Regions from separate parts of the Homo sapiens genome. Here region 2 is linked to region 1. A link is an interaction called in ENCODE POLR2A ChIA-PET data of the cell type or tissue named here. Cell type or tissue: CD4-positive, alpha-beta T cell. All regions are shown on one strand. Each heading gives the region's core, and the rest is flanking DNA. Links, peaks and the distances in the headings are about the cores only.

Region 1 (8,104 bases), core at 3,153-5,652:
AGGAATTATGCTGGTTATTTGTTGTTGTTTTGAGACAGGGTCTCACTCTGTGGCCCAGACTGGCATGTAGTGGCATGATCACAGTTCACTGCAGCCTCACCTCTAACTTCCAATCTCAAGTGATCCTCCCACCTCAGCCTCACAAGTAGCTGGGACTATAAGTGTGCACCACATCAGGCTAATTTTTTTATTTTTTGTAGAGATGGGATCTCACTATGTTGCCCAGGCTGGTCTGAAACTCCTGGAATCAAGCAATCCTCCTGCCGCATCCTCCCAAAGTGCTGGGATTACAGACATGAGCCAACGAGCCTGGCCCTGATTTTAAAAAGGTTACATACTGTATGATTCTATTTATATAACAGCTTGTTTTTTTGTTTTTGTTTTTTGAGACACAGTCTCGCGCTGTAGCCCATGCTGGAGTGCAGTGGCGCAATCTCGGCTCACTGCAAGCTCTGCCTCCTGGGTTCATGCCATTCTCCTGCCTCAGCCTCCCTCCCAAGTAGCTGGGACTACAGGTGCCCGCTACCACGCCTGGCTAATCTTTTGTATTTTTAGTAGAGACGGGGTTTCACCGTGTTAGCCAGGATGGTCTCGATCTCCTGACCTCGTGATCCGCCCACCTCAGCCTCCCAAAGTGCTGGGATTACAGGCGGGAGTCACCACGCCCAGCCTGGTTTTTTTGTTTTTTGAGACAGGGTCTCGTTCTGTCACCCACGTTGGAGTGCAGTGGCACAATCTCGTCCACTGCAGCCTTCGCCTCCTGGGTTCAAGCAATTCTCCTGCCTCAGCCTCCTGAGTAGCTGTGATTACAGGTGTGTACCACCATGACTGGCTAATTTTTTTATTTTTAGGAGAGACGGGGTTTCACCATGTTGGCCAGGCTGGTCTTGAACTTCTGGCCTCAGATGATTCACCTGCCTCGGGCTTCCAAAGTGCTGGGATTACAGGTGTGAGCCACCGCACCCGGCCTTATATAACGGTTTTTGAAATGACAAAATTTTCGACCGGGCATGGTAGCTCACGCCTATAATCCTAGCACTGTGGGAGGCCGAGATGGGCAGATCACCTGAGGCCAGGAGTTTGAGACCAGCCTGGTCAATATGGCAAAACCCCATCTCTACCAAAAATTTAAAAAAATCAGTCACTGTGGTGGTGGGCACCTATAATCTCAGTTACTCGGAAGGCTGAGGCAGGAGAATCTCTTGAACCCGGAAGGCGTAGGTTGCAGTGAGCCAAGATTGCTCCATTGCTTCCAGCCTGGACAACAAAAGCGAAATTCCATCCCCCCAAAAAAAAAAGAGAGAGATAACAAAATTTTCAAAATGAAGGTTGCCAGGAGTTTGGAATGGGGCCTGGGAGGAGTCAGGAGGGAAACACGTGTGGATATCAAAGGGCAACCCTGAGGGATCTTTGTGGTATTGGAACTGTTCAGCAGTGGAGGATATACGAACCTACATGTGTGATGAAATTGTATTGAACTACACACCCATACACACACACACACACACACACACTCACACACTAGTACAAATAAAACTGGGGACATCTGAGTAAGTTTGGTGGATTTTATCAATGTCGATATCCTGGTTATGATACTGTGCGATAGTTTTGTAGAATGCTACCACTGGGGTAACTGGGAAAAGTGTGTAAGGGATCTCTCACTATTACTTCTTATTGCATGTAAGTCTACAATTACCTCAATAAAGCGTTTTTTTGTTTTTTTTTTTTTGAGACGGAGTCTCACTCTGTCACCCAGGCTGGAGTGCAGTGGTGCAATCTCGGCTCACGGCAAGCTCCGCCTACCGGGTTCATGCCATTCTCCTGCCTCAGCCTCCCGAGTAGCTGGGACTACAGGCGCCCGCCACCATGCCCGGCTAATTTTTTTGTATTTTTAGTGGAGATGGTCTCGATCTCCTGACCTCGTGATCCGCCTGCCTTGGCCTCCCAAAGTGCTGGGATTACAGGCGTGAGCCACCGTGCCCAGCCTTTTTTTCTCTTTTTGAGATAGAGTCTTGCTGTGCTGCCCATGCTGGAGTGCAGTGGCACCGTCTTGGCTCACTGCAACCTCTGCCTCCCGAGTTCAAGCAATTCTTGTGCCTCAGCCTCCTGGGTAGCTGGGATTACAGGTGTACGCCACTACACCCAACTACTTTTTTTTTTTTTTTTTTTTTGAGACAGTTTTGCCCTTGTTGCCCAGGCTAGAGTGCAATGGCGTGATCTCGGCTCACTGCAACCTCCACCCCCCAGGTTCAAGCAATTATCCTGCCTCACCCTCCCGAGTAGCTGTGATTACAGGCATGCACCATCACTCCTGGCTAATTTTTGTATTTTTAGTAGAGACAGGGTTTTACTACGTTGGCCAGGCTGGTCTCGAACTCTGGATCTCAGGTGATCTGCCCGCCTCGGCCTCCCAAAATGCTGGGATTACAGGCATGAGCCACTGCGCCCTGCCAATTTTTGTATTTTTAGTGGAGATGGGGTTTCACCATGATGACCAGTCTATATAGGTTTTGTTTTTGTTTTTGTTTTTTTGAGACAGAGTCTCTGTCGCCCAGACTGGAGTACAGTGGCTCAATCTCGGCTCACTGCAAGTTCCACCTCCTGGGTTCACGCCATTCTCCTGCCTCAGCCTCCCGAGTAGCTGGGACTACAGGTGCCTGCCACCATGCTCAGCTAATTTTTTGTATTTTTTTTATTATATTGTATTTTTTTGTATATATTGTATTTTTTTGTATTAGCCAGGATGGTCTCAATCTTCTGACCTCATGATCCACCTGCCTCAGCATCCCAAAGTGCTTGGATTACAGGCGTGAGCCACTGCACCCGGCCTGTAGTTTTTTTTTTTTTTTTTTGAGATGGAGTCTCACTCTGTCGTCCCGGCTGGAGTGCAGTGGCGTGATCTCGGCTCACTGCAAGCTCCGCCTCCCAGGTTCACGCCATTCTCCTGCCTCAGCCTCCTGAGTAGCTGGGACTACAAGTGCCCGCCACCATGCCCGGCTAATTTTTTGTATTTTTAGTAGAGACGGGATTTCACCATGTTAGCCAAGATGGTTTCGATCTCTTGACCTCGTGATCCACCCACCTCAGCCTCCCAAAGTGCTGGGATTACAGGTGTGAGCCACCGGGCCCAGCCAGTTTTTTTAACTAAACATTTTATTGGCGGGACGTGGTGGCTCACGCCTGTAATCTCAGCACTTTGGGAGGCCAAGGCGGGTGGATCACTTGAGGCCAGGAGTTTGAGACTAGCCTGGCCAACATGGTGAAATCCTGAGTCCACCAAAAATTAGCCAGGCGTGATGGCATGTACCTGTAGTCCCAGCTACTTGAGAGGCTGAGGTGGGAAAATCACTTGACCCTGGAAGATGGAGGTTGCAGTGAGCTGAGATCAACACCACTGCACTCCAGCCTCGGTGACAGAGCAAGACATGTGTATATATATACACACGTATATATATATATACACGTATATATATACACACGTATATATATACACACGTATATATGTACACGTATATATATACACACGTATATATATACACGTATATATATACACACGTATATATATATACACGTATATATATACACGTATATATATATATACACGTGTGTGTGTGTGTGTGTGTGTGTGTGTGTATATATATATATATATATATATGATGTGCTAAGTTGGCATGTAGGTAAAAACCATACATATAAATGTAATAAAATGTATTAAAAAATGTGAGCTGAGCCCAGAAGCTTACTTCTGTAATCCTAACACTTTGGGAGGCCAAGGCAGGAGGATCACTTGAGCCCAGGAGTTCAAGACTAGCCTGGGCAACATAGTGAGAACTTGTCTCTACAAAAAACAAAATTAGCCCAGCCGCAGTGGCTCACACCTATAATCCCAGCACTTTGGGAGGCTGAGGTGGGCGGATCACTTGAGGCCAGAAGTTTGAGACCTCCACCTCTCCTAAAAATACAAACATTAGCCAGGCGTGGTGGTGCACACCTGTGGTCCCAGCTACTCGGGAGACTGAGGCAGGAGACTCTCTTGAACCCAGGAGGTGAAGGTTGCAGTGAGCTGCGATCGCGCCACTGCACTCCAGCCTGGGCAACGGACTGAGGCTCAGTCTCAAGACAGGAAAAAAAAAAAAAAAGCTGGCCAAGTGTTGTGGTGCATACATGTAGTCCTAGCTATTCAGGAGGCTGAAGTGGGAGGATCATTTGAGCCCAGGAGTTTGAGACCAGACTGGGCAACATAGGGAGAGCCTATCTCTACAAAAAAAGTTAATAATTAGCCAGGCATGGTGGCACACTCCTGTAGTCCCAGCTACTCCCAGGAGGCTGAGGTGGGAGGATCACATAAGCCCGGGAATTTGAGGCTGCAACTGAGCTATGTATGACTGCACCACTGTACTGTAGCAGAGTGAGACATCTGGGCAGCAGAGGGAGACCCTCTCTCTAAAAACAAAACAAAACAAAAAAGCCCTAGAGGATCTAAGCCCTCCTGCCCCTCCAGCCTCATCCTGTGCTCCTCTCTTTGGTGGAGCAACCCTGGCTTCTTCTCAGGGCCTCAAACAGGACCAGCCTCTTACTATTCCCTGACCTGGACCACCCTTCCCCAGATCCTCCTGAGGCGGGGCTGGCTCCCCATCCTCAGAGAGCCCTTGGCAGCATCCCTGTTCCCTGTGTATTCCCTCATGGCATATCTGTAATGCATTCATCTGCTGCTTCCATGTTCATTGTGTGACACTCGTGTTGGACTGAAAGCTCCAGGTGGGTAAGAAGCGAAGAGCCTGGGCCACATGAGGTGCTCAGTGAATACTTTTGTGTATGGCAAAATTCAGTGAAGAAATTTAAAGCATGAAAGCTTACAGCAGAGTTGGAGAGATGTAACTTACATATCTGAAACAAGGCAGAAGCACGAGAAGACAGCAGCATCAGTGCAGAAGTGGGCCGCTCAGCCCGCGAGTGCAGGAGGCGCTGAGAAGAACAGGTGTCAGCTCTCTGCTGAGAACAAAGACAATTCAACGCCACTTTTTCAAGGTGAAAATAGAGCCCAAAGCCCTGAAAAAGGAAATTAAAAATAAAGGTTCTCTGAGGCCCAAGCAAGATCAGGATGTCAAGAGCCTGGCATTTTTCTTCTGCTCCCTCCCAAAGCTGCCTTTCAACATTGCACGGTGTTCCTTAAGGACATCACCAAAGAGTCAGAAAACCTGCGAGTCCTGGTTCTCCCCCTTTTCCTGGCTGCTGATCCTGGCAAGGCACATGTGCTCTTTGTACCTCTGTTTCTCAGCTAAAATTTGAGGTTGGGAGTAGACTCTTAGGGTTCTTTTCCGCGATAAAGACTTTTCCAAGTGGTCACTTGAGCCACCTCATAAGGTCTAGCTTGGATCCCACTACCAACCCTTGAGTCAGGATCATGGTTGGGGGCGGAGGGAGGAACTGGCTTCTAGAGGCAGCAAAAGACTTGTGAGGAGCCCTGCCCCTTGGCTCACAGGGCAGGAAGCGCCTGGCGGAAGGTGAAGCAGTTGAAAGCACTAGAGCTGGAAGTGAGTGAGGGGTAGTCCTGCCTGGGGCGTAGGGTTCCGGTCCCAGGCAAAACATTATTTTAGACCAACAGGAAAAACAAAAGTAATGGTTCCCACCAACTTCCCAGCTCCAGGAAGCTGGGCATGACTAGTGATTTTTTTTTCTGTTCCTCTAGCCTGTGAGCATTTCCACTCGTCTGCCAAGGCAGAGACAGCCCCATCCAGAAGCAAGAATGAGACCTCGGGGCCCTGGCGCCCTTGAGCCAACCCCATCTCTGTTCTCACAACTTGCCTTGCCTGACCTCTGGAGAAAAACTTCAGAAAATATCACCCTTTCTTCCCACCTGCTCCCGCTGGCCAAAATCCCCATCAAAGCCTGGCTTCAGCCCCTCAGACTGGGAACTCTATCCAAATGGAGTGTGGGGAGTGTGGGTGAGGAAGGACGGAAGGAAGTAGGTCACACGCTGGCTACCGCACAACGGGGAAGAGGCCAACCTCGGAAAGGCAGAAGAGTGGCCGCCATGCCGAGCTTCCAGAGATGGAGAGAAGGTCTAGGAAGCCACCTTGGGGAAGCCGCCTGAGCAGGAGCGGGGCAGCCAGGGATCAGAGCCCACGGCCTGCTGGGGACCCATCCTGGGCACGGGGCTCTGGGCTCTGTGCCCATTCTCTGATGTGCCACATTGTTCTGCTACTTCCTTCTCTGGAAGTAATAAGGGGGTTGGGGGTGGGACAGCACGGCCAGGAGTAGATGGAGCGGGGTGGAGCTGCCAGTGGGGGAGGAGGCTGCGGTTCATTCCCACGACCAGCTGCCCTTCTGGCCGCCCTGGGACTGCGTGGGAAAAGGTCTGGGAAGTATGGGGGATGGTGTGTGTGTGTGTGTGTGTGTGTGTGTGTGTGTGTGTGTGTGTTTTCATGTGTCTGACTCCCTTGCTTGGCTTCAGTCACAGGACAAAGCCCTTTGAGAAACAGTCACCAACCTGTGTTCCCACTGGGCTCTGTCCTGGGAGAGGCACAAGAACCCGCCCTGACGCCTGAGAGAAAGACTCTGAAGGCCTCAGGACCAAATCCCTGGAGGGGTCTTGGCGTCTAATGAATCTAGATTGACTGACTTCCCTGGGATGCTTCTGGAACCTTCTGCTAAGCCCTCAGCTTCTTGGCAGAGCTCTATTACTAACTGGATATCAGAATATGGGTGCAAACTAGACATGGGGAGTGAAGTCAGCCATTCTCACAGCATCTACCTAAGAAGGCCAGGATCCTCCACAGCCACGTAGATCGTAGAGCCAGTGGCATGCCGGGGATGATATACAAAGACAAGAAACTCTGAAACAGAGAACACAAACTAACAGCCCATAGGCCAAATGCAGCCCGCAGGCACATGGCTTATTTGGCCAACACAGCATTTAAGAAATGTTTGAGCCGAGGCTGGGTGAGGTGGCTCAGGCCTATAATCCCAGTACTTTGGGAGGCCGAGGCAGGTGGATCACCTGAGGTCAGGAGTTCAAGACCAGCCTGGCCAACATGACAAAACCCCGTCTCTACTAAAAATACAAGAATTAGCCAGGTGTGGTGGTCCATGCCTGCAGTCCCAGCTACCCAGCTGCTTGGGGGGCTGAGGCAGGAGAATCGCTTGAACCTGGGGGGCGGAGGTTGCCGTGAGCTGAGATCACACCACTGCACTCCAGCCTGGGCGACAGAGCGAAACTCCGTCTCAAAAAAAAAAAAAAAAAAAAAATCCCAATTTCTACAGTCTCTTGAAAAATCAGACGATATGGCTAACATTGATGCATATGGCCCCAGGACCACAGCTGATGGGGCTGAATAATGACCACCCTTTAGAAAGACCTTGGACTGTCCATTTTGCCACTGTCCACACCACTCTGTATTGTCTCCAGCAGTGAGGCCGAGTATGAGTTGCTGTTGCTCATCACACTTGAATGGTTATTACACTGTTTTCTGTACCCTCGTCTCATTCAAAAGTGGGGATATGGCCAGGTGTGGTGGCTCACGCCTGTAATCCCAGCACTTCGGGAGGCCGAGGCAGGTGGATCACTTGAGCCCAGGAGTTTAAGACCAAACTGGGCAACATGGAGAAACCCCATCTCTACTAAAAAAAAAAAAAAAAAAAAGTGGGGACACGAAAGAAACTAAGAGGGCCACTGTTTGTAGCGAGCACATTTCTACCCCAGCCAGGCCTATCTATAAGCAAATAAAGATGGGATTTCATGTCCTCCCATCAGCTTTTCTGCACCCTCCCTTCTACCTTCCAGTGGCACAGTGCTTAATGACAGCTGCTGACAATACAGTGTCACAGGCCTTGCGCCAAAATTACCCCCAACTCCTTCCCTCACTCCCAAATCACAACTCTTATTATCTAAGTGAGCAACCCCAGTTGCAAAACACAAAGGAGTAATAAGTCCTGTAGAAATTCTCAGCTCCACCCCAGCCCCTGGTTGCCAATGACCCTGTGAAGAAGCTAAAACTCCTTAGCTCGGACATTCTGTCACAGAGAGACCTGCAGCATGTGCCAGATGAACTTGCATCAACTGAAAACCAAGGTCACCTCTGGAGACCAGAAATGGAAGTGACAG
Region 2 (2,500 bases), core at 1-2,500, 590 kb before region 1:
TATTTGTTCACTGAAGAAAATTCGAACACAGCACGATTTCAGTGTCTTAAGACTTTTAAGTCTGGTTTTGTACAAAGTGTGCTAATCCAAGGGAACTTTTGACTTTTAACAAGAGTATGCTTGGTACTTAAGCAGTTCATGCCTGGGTAGGCAGACAATCTCAATTTGAGGTCACCTGGCCACGTAACACCCCAGTCTACTTTTTTTCTGTATAAAATATCAAAAGCTGAAAATGTTGCTGATTCTTTTTAACATGGTTCTTTGATTTTTCTGTATGGACATGTTAGTTGTGGATTCCTCAGACTGCCTTTGAAAACAATTTACAGTTCAAATAATTTGTCTGGCAAGTTTTGGCATGCCATCTGATGGATACTAATTCTTCTGAACCTAAAATAGGGGCAGCAGATAACTTGCCATCCCTGCCTTCTTGGTCTTGTAGCTGCCACGTGCCGTGGGTACCCAGACATTGAGTGGTGCTGGTCTCCTCAAGATGTTCAACAAAGCCACAGATGCCGTCAGCAAAATGACCATCAAGATGAATGAATCAGACATTGTGAGTAGCCCTGTGCCTCTTACCTCCACCTACACCTCAGGCTTATGGGTCAGAACCCCTAAGGAGTCCTGAAATTTCTGAGATTAGAAACTTTTTTATAAGATTTTTCAGTCCCTTTTTGAGAAACAACTGCTAAAGAAAGACTGTACTGCACCCATAAAAGTAATCTCATTAAAGTTCTGGGCTTTTGTGTTTCAGTGGTTTGAGGAGAAGCTCCAGGAGGTAGAGTGTGAGGAGCAGCGCTTACGGAAACTGCATGCTGTTGTAGAAACTCTAGTCAACCATAGGAAAGGTAACAAGCTCTGAAATGCACTTGGAGCTAGGGGAAATTGTTGTCTCTAGTGAACTGGAGATGCGAGGGCATGCTGTTCCAATCCTCTCAGCCATCCAAGTTGAAATTCTCAGCCCACCTGGTCCTTGATGTTCTGATAAAAAAAAGGTATGCCCTGTGTCTCCTGGCAGAAAACATGATTCAACCACTGTGGGCATTGTGCTTTCTACCTGGGAGGGGTGCAGGGAAGCCATCCCAGATACAGCATGACCTGGGATATGGGCTTCTGTTGATTTTGACTTGATGGCTTACATCCAAAATGATGTCATACATGCTTGAGCTACATGGTCAAACCAGCAATGCGTAAATGCAAGGAAACCACCTGTCTCCTAATCCTTCTGCATCTCTCTTTAGTGAAATTTGCTTAAGAGCTTGTGAAATTTTCCCAGTTTGAATCTTTTCCCTCTTTGCCTTAAACATGCTGATAATTAGAAATTGAAACAGACAGAAGACCCATAGCATGAGGCCAGGGTAAGTAAGGGTTGGCAAAGTATAATCTGGCCCATGGGCCAAATCTGACCCTGGTTCCTATTGCCATGAGCTACAAATTTAGGTTTTTACATTTTTAAAGGAATGAATGAGGGGAGAAAAGAATCTGTAGCAGACTATGTGTAGCCTTCAAAATCTAAAAAATTTATTATTAGCCGGTCGCGGTGGCTCACGCCTGTAATCCCAGCAATTTGGGAGGCCGAGGCAGGTGGGTCACGAGGTCAGGAGTTCAAGGCCAGCCTGGCCAAGATGGTGAAACCCTGTCTCTGCTAAAAATAGAAAAAATTAGCCAGGTGTGGTGGTGGGCATCTGTAATCCCATCTGCTTGGGAGGCTGAGGCAGAGAATTGCTTGAACCCGGGAGGCGGAGGTTACAGTGAGCTGAGATGGCGCCACTGCACTCCTTTACACAAAGTTTGCCCTACTCTAGAACGTGCAAGACTATACGATGTGCACATGTATTCACTCTTCTCTCTTGTACAGAGAGGCTACCACTCATGAGCTTCAACATAAATATAAGAATAGTTTCTTTGGCCTGTTTGTTATTTAACAACTGGGCTTTGGTTCTCCAGGGATATTGGAGCTGCTTCCTTCAGGTAGGCCTAACCCAGTGAAACTCAGGACAGCTGGTGCCTCTCCCTCCTGCTCCTGTGACCAGGCCACATTCTCTTTACTCTCTGAATACAGTTAACTGTGGTGTAAGTGACTGGGTTGCAGAGCCCTCAGTTCCCAGATATGCAGTGGGCGGCATTGCTAAGACATGCCATGCAGTGTCAGCTGATTTGTCCCTTTTCCTTGTGAGATCAGAGAGGCCTCTGCTGTCTTTTCCTCCTTCCAGAGCTAGCGCTGAACACAGCCCAGTTTGCAAAGAGTCTAGCCATGCTTGGGAGCTCTGAGGACAACACGGCATTGTCACGGGCACTCTCCCAGCTGGCTGAGGTGGAAGAAAAAATTGAGCAGCTCCACCAGGAACAGGCCAACAATGACTTCTTCCTCCTTGCTGAGCTCCTGAGTGACTACATTCGCCTCCTGGCCATAGTCCGCGTAAGCTTCTGTTTCCTTTTCTCCTCCTTCCCTTGATTTGATTTGTTTTTCCTTTGCTGGTCCCCTTCCCAAGACAGTTTCATC

The links. ChIA-PET counts read pairs that join two places held together with the same protein. Peaks named below come from ENCODE experiments on the same cell type or tissue, not always from the same donor. Only the 100,000 strongest peaks of a DNase experiment are listed, where the experiment ranks them.
Region 2: POLR2A ChIA-PET joins it to region 1 with 6 read pairs; 3 of 35 experiments call an interaction of 5 or more read pairs at or near these places.

What each region holds. Positions count from the first base shown.
Region 1 is chr15:64,712,377-64,720,480 of GRCh38, forward strand. LOC124903507 (a long non-coding RNA gene) reads left to right here. Exons shown (of 3, transcript XR_007064679.1): 2 at 201-329; 3 at 5,690-8,104. Among named protein-coding and RNA genes, the nearest start is that of OAZ2, 13 kb to the left of the region's middle. RefSeq lists an enhancer at 5,691-6,191. In CD4-positive, alpha-beta T cell, for the core only: no CTCF peak of the experiment used is centred there; no DNase peak of the experiment used is centred there; H3K27ac peaks cover 636 bases.
Region 2 is chr15:64,129,477-64,131,976 of GRCh38, forward strand. It overlaps SNX1 (sorting nexin 1), which reads left to right. Exons shown (of 15, transcript NM_003099.5): 9 at 440-553; 10 at 752-845; 11 at 2,211-2,416. Among named protein-coding and RNA genes, the nearest start is that of SNX22, 21 kb to the right of the region's middle. In CD4-positive, alpha-beta T cell, for the core only: no CTCF peak of the experiment used is centred there; no DNase peak of the experiment used is centred there.